Linked DNA regions of Homo sapiens: region 2 is linked to region 1. Evidence: read pairs that join two places in POLR2A ChIA-PET (ENCODE). Cell type or tissue: Panc1. All regions are shown on one strand. Links, peaks and the distances in the headings refer to the core of each region. The heading gives the core; the rest is flanking DNA.

The links. ChIA-PET counts read pairs that join two places held together with the same protein. Peaks named below come from ENCODE experiments on the same cell type or tissue, not always from the same donor. Only the 100,000 strongest peaks of a DNase experiment are listed, where the experiment ranks them.
Region 2: POLR2A ChIA-PET joins it to region 1 with 6 read pairs; 2 of 35 experiments call an interaction of 5 or more read pairs at or near these places.

What each region holds. Positions count from the first base shown.
Region 1 is chr3:146,221,630-146,224,561 of GRCh38, forward strand. PLSCR4 (phospholipid scramblase 4) reads right to left here. Exons shown (of 9, transcript NM_020353.3): 2 at 436-463. The coding sequence starts at 442. Among named protein-coding and RNA genes, the nearest start is that of PLSCR4, 28 kb to the right of the region's middle. In Panc1, for the core only: CTCF peaks have their summits at 1,291 (motif pointing right) and 1,497; a DNase peak (open chromatin) is centred at 1,304; H3K27ac peaks cover 1,034 bases.
Region 2 is chr3:146,597,388-146,600,319 of GRCh38, forward strand. It overlaps PLSCR5 (phospholipid scramblase family member 5), which reads right to left. Exons shown (of 8, transcript NM_001085420.2): 2 at 2,901-2,932. Among named protein-coding and RNA genes, the nearest start is that of PLSCR5, 6.5 kb to the right of the region's middle. In Panc1, for the core only: no CTCF peak of the experiment used is centred there; no DNase peak of the experiment used is centred there.

The sequences.
Region 1 (2,932 bases), core at 329-2,828:
AAACAAAAATCCCATAAATGTGGTTTTTCTCTCTTTATGTAAGTTACTAGAAAATACAAGGCCTACTTTCATCCTCCTCTACCAAGGCAGGACCTTGCCACAGGCTCTTTATTACTACAACCTCTCTTTGCAGAACTGCTTTGCAAATCTTGCTTTTTTTATTACCTAATTTTCCCCACAAACTTCAAAGATTATTCAGTAGATATGTGTCCCACTGTAAGTCCCTTTTTAATCTTTTTCTGACAATGATAGGAATGTCTATATACATAAATAACAAATATATACATACATATATATATGCAAACACACACACGTATTTATATTTGCCAAATGTTAAACAAAAAAAAATCGAAATAAAGTCCCCCTTTAGGGAAAATAATCACAAAATTCACATTTGAAAATAAAGCATATTCAAATTTATTCACAAAAACTTACCTGACATTTTGAAGAATTCCAATTAATCCTGAAAAATAAAAAATGTTAATGCCTTTAAAATACATACATAATAAATAGTATTGCTACTCAGTAACACAGGTAAGGATTTCTGTAATTTTTTTAACCTCCAGTTACCTTACATTTGTCCCTTCATTAATTAAAAAAATACTTATTGAGCACCTATTATGTACGAGGCACTAATACAGATGTTGAGAGTACAGCAATGAAGCAGACAGACACTCTGCCACCTACTGTGCTGCAGTTTATATTGTAGTAGAATGAGATTTAAAAAAAGTCAAGAAATGTTAAAGTTTAACGTTAGATAGTACAGTTATGAGGAAAACAATGTAACAAGCTTAAGAGAAACACGGATGGTAAGTTCTAGGAGAGTCAGGGAAAGCCTGTCTCAGGAAGTGACCTTTGAGCTGTTTCAACTATGAAAAATAAACATCACACTACAATTGTGGGAAGAGAGTTCCAGGAAGATAGGAAATTAGTGCAAAGGGTCAGAGATGGCAGTGAGCATGGGATACTGAAGGGAGGAAAAGAGAAAGTGGTTTAGGAGTGACTGGGCCACAGTGAGTGAAGCGAACTGAGGTAAGACATGCAGATAAAGGTCTGATCTCATCTGAAGGCCATGGCAAGGGGTTTGGCATTTTTGGTATTTGCAACTGGGAAGTCTGGAGGATTCAGTCGGTGGAGTGATCAGATCTGACCGACATCATACAATGAGAGCAAGAGTAGAAGCAGGGAGCAGTGAGGGATGGCAGCAGCAATCCAGGTGAGAGCTGACACCAGCTTAGATGGGGGAGGTGACACTGCAGGTTAGGAGTGTTCAGAGGCATGATACGGTTTGGAAGCAGGGCCTCCAGGAGTCGCTGATGGACTAAGGTAAAGAGAGGAGTGGAAGAGGGTTCTGAGTCATAGCCCAAGGTAACTGAGTTGACGGTGATCCTATTAACAAAACTAGAGAGGAGGATAGTGGGGGAATAGTGGGGATGGAGGAGGGTAAGAATTGAAAGTTTAGACTGGGGCATGTTTAAGAAGAGACTAAAAGAAGTTAAACATTTAAATTAAAAATATGTATGGGAACATTATGAGAATAACTCAAAGAAGAAGACTAGAAGTTGAGACGAGATTTGAAACAAGGAATGAGGGTGAAGGTAAATTTTTCTGAATTCAGTCAGGCAAAAAAAAGGCTATTATTTGAGAAGGGAATTTCAATATATCTGAATTTCTGAGTTCTGAGTAATGACAAATAACAAAAAGAGTATCAACAAAGGCTATAATTTACTGAATGCTTATCAAGTGTTAGGCAAAGGGCCCAATTCTTTTCACATATCTCTGATTATAACAACTCTCTAATGTGTAAATGGCCAACCCTGCTAAAGGCAAGTGCTTCTAAATCCTAAGCCTATGTACTTTTCAATATGTGATCATGTTCATAAGAATACAGTCATTTGCGTTGTCCAAGTGGAGTAAAAAAGTATCAAGTTAGAGTAGGTCAAAAAAGCATTCAAACAACGTATTAGTGAGTCATCAATATGGACACTGAGCTGACTCAATGAAAACTGCCATGGTACGAGCCAGTATGCAGATTCCCAGCTGAAATGATTGTCTTGCCAAGACGGGTGAAAGTTTAACCAGTCTTGGACCATCTCCACTCACCTCTGGAGCTGGAGTTTGTTGTACGGTGCCCTATGTGTCTCCAAGCTTAAAAAATACATATAAATATATTTTAAAACATATATATTTACTTTTATATAATATATATTATGTAAAAATGTTTTAAATATATATTTAATATATATTATATATTTTTACATTTATATTTTAAATATATTAATATTTAAATATAAAATAATACAAATATATAATAATTATAAATAATAAATATTTATTTATTTATTTATTTATTCTGGGGCATACCAAAAAGTCAGACCCAATTCTGGGCCAGTAAAAGGAGTTCAAGGGGTTAGTCATATTCCTTAATGATGGTAATCCCTGTTGTTAAGGAAAATGACTACAGCTTTCTAGAAATTTAGACACTCCTAGTTATGTACCTGGAAGTGACTCTTGCACATGCACACAGGATATAGACAAGAATGTTCTTGATAACACTATTCATATTTAAAAGAATGAAAACTTGCCTAATGTCCATCAATGGTAGACTGAATAAATAAATTCTGGTACATTCACATGATACAATAATATCCTGTAGTGAAAACAAATTATAGCTGTGCACGTGGACAGAGATGTATCTCAAAATTATAGCACAACAGAAAAAGCAAATCACTGGAGAATACATGTAGTATTGTGTCCAGAATTGGTGGGTTCTTGGTCTCACTGACTTCAAGAACGAAGCCGCGGACCCTCGCGGTGAGTGTTACAGCTCTTAAGGTGGCGCATCTGGAGTTTGTTCCTTCTTATGTTCCGATGTATTCGGAGTTTCTTCCTTCTGGTGGGTTCGTGGTCTCGCTGGCTCAGGAGTGAAGCT
Region 2 (2,932 bases), core at 137-2,636, 380 kb after region 1:
ATGGACATCAATTCTGACATGCATTCTATTCTGTTTCTTTACGGACATCACTACGCTAAATTTAAGGGAAATAAGTCTTAAGTGACGACATGAAACTTGAGTACCTTTCCTATTTTCTTTACTCTTATACCCTCCCCATCCTCTGTAATAACATTTGATTTGCTCTCTCTGTGAAAAAATCTCCTGGATTTAAGGGAGTTGTTTGTTTTAGGCTGTTCTTGTAGTTTTCCTTAAATAGCACATAGCCACTTACAAACTATGGCCCAAAGGGGCATTTTCCATTCTTTTTCTATTCATTGATAGACTAGCAATTTTGGAAACTTTAAACAGATTGAATTATACGTTTAGGTGTCATGGCAAGTAAAACTTAACTCCTTAAGTATGAAAGCTGTAGAAATGAAAATACAATGAGAGGATTAGATGTATGGCTTAATAATTAATTTAAAAAAAATCAAGTTGACAGGTATCAATGATTCCATTTGATATATGTATTTCAAAATAAATTGGATATTTACATGTTTTGTAGACTTTAACTCATTACTCTTATGTATAGGTGACTATAATAATTATTCTTTGACACTATACAGTAAAATGTTATTGACTGTATGAACATGTAAATTTAATTTGGAAAGAATTTATTGATTTTACTCTTAGATTTAATGTACATTATATAGCTAAACACTCATATATGTATATTTTCAAATTGTTCATGGAAACAAGATTCTCAATAGTAATTGGATGGACTTGATTAAAAGAGAATAGATGTTAAAATATTTTATTTAAATTTTTAAATTTAGAACATATTAATTGTATATTTCCTGTTTATTCATTGATTAATGTACTATTTCCAAATGTTCATTATTTTGTTTGATTTTTGTGGCTTTTAGGGAAAAGTTGGCATCTAAAAATTCATTTTATATTGTGTCTCTTCCAGACTCATGGCATAACAGTTTGGAAGTGCTCATTCATCCTTTTATATGTGCACTGCTTTAAAGTAAAGTAAATAAATGTTCTTTTAGTATAAAGTGAGGAAATTACCTTTCCCTTTAGAAGTAGAATATTCAACAATTGGTGGCATATTTTTCTTTTCTTGGAATGATTAACAAAGGTATATTTTTGGAAAATTTATTCCATTTTAGAACCAAAGCCAATGGGCTCATATCTCTACTTATTGAACACAACAAAAATGTATTCATGTCAAGCATCTGGCTCCGGGTGTGTCATCATTCATGAATGGAAGAAGAATATGTGATGACCATATGTGATCATCAAACCTCAGCCCTCTGGCACTGGTATATCACTTTTATACTTGGCAAAACCTTGTCTGACAACATTCCCAAACAGCTTGCAGCAGTTAATCAACTCTAGTCAGCTATTACAGCTGATCCTTTCTGCAGATGGAAGATGGTAGGTTTGCGTTTCCAGCTCTTTTACATATCTCCCTGAGCTCTCCAGTCTCTAAAGTACATTTGTCTGCCAGTGGGTTTCTGGAGAAGACATCTGCAATTATAAACATTTTCCCAGGAACATATGCTGCGTGCAGCTTAAACCCTATCAGGCATAACAGAAATCTCTTGTACCTTAAGGGAATTAACACAGAGATTTGATTTTGATAAAGGAGATAGACTTTATAGTTTGAAAGAATGCCAAACAAGCTGAAAATTGCAGCAGATGTGCTGACATCTCAATATTAGTGTAATTGTACTTCTAATCCTTTTTAGGATAAAATACAAAAGCAACAATAATATACATACATGAATAGCAATAGCTGAATTTTATATGCCATAAAATTCAGATAGTGATATTTTGATTGATTTATTATAAGGCTTGAATCCTGCCTACTTTACAATGACTAGAACAGTGACTATACCCAATAGCAATATGCTCTTTTAAGCAAATTGGCCTGGAGATGCAGTGGTATCAGCAGACAATGTTCACTTTATAACCGCTTTGTCTTGGATTTGTGTCCTCCTTTTGAGATTCAGTTGAAGACATTGAACTCAGCTCATTGTTGAAGTCTCTCTAGTACTTTGATCCTTAACAACCTCTCTCTCCTCTATACACCTGCACAAATTACAATAGTGTGTTTATCAGTCATTTGTACACAGGCTTGCACTTTGCATTAACTTTTTTTTTTTTTTTTGTCTTGCCAATTAGGTTGCAGAACTTTTGGGTAAGAGGGGCTAGGTTTCGTGCTTTTTATATGTCTCTAGTATAGCAAGCACTCGACAAATATTCTTTAAATAAATAGCTGTAGATGACTAGATATGTTAGAAAATTTCTTTTCTTTTCTTTTTTTTTTTTTTTCCAAGGCAAGTCTCACTCTGTCACCCAGTCTGGAGTGCAATGGTGAGATCACAGCTCATTGTAGCCTTGACCTTCCTGGGCTCAGGTGATCCTCCCACCTCAGCATCCCGAGTAGCTAGGACCACAGGCAAATGTCACCATGCCCTGATAATTTTTATAGAGACAGGGTTGTATCATGTTGCGCAGCCTGGTCTGGAACTCCTGGCTTATCCACATGCCATGGGCTCCCAAAATGCTGGGATTACAGGCGTGAGCCACCGTGCCTGGCATATTAGACAATTTCTTGAGCAAAAATTTACTGACACCTTGAACAATGAACAAGTGGATAAATATGCTAAACAGCTCCATCAAAAATATTTAGTCTCATCATTCTGTCAAATAAATAAGGAAGATAAAAGTAGTAATAAGATACACTTTTAAAAATAGTAGAAATAAATAAAGTTAATATTTTATAATTTTATGATTTATAATGCTTTTTTCATTTCAGTAAATTATTGGTTAAATTCTTTCAACCTTGATTGAAAAGCCAGAAAGAAAGTTTGTATTAATTTTAAGGGTAGAACATATCTGTAGTAATAGAAAGATAAAAACACCTGGCTTAAATATTCTAGACCAGGAGGGAGAC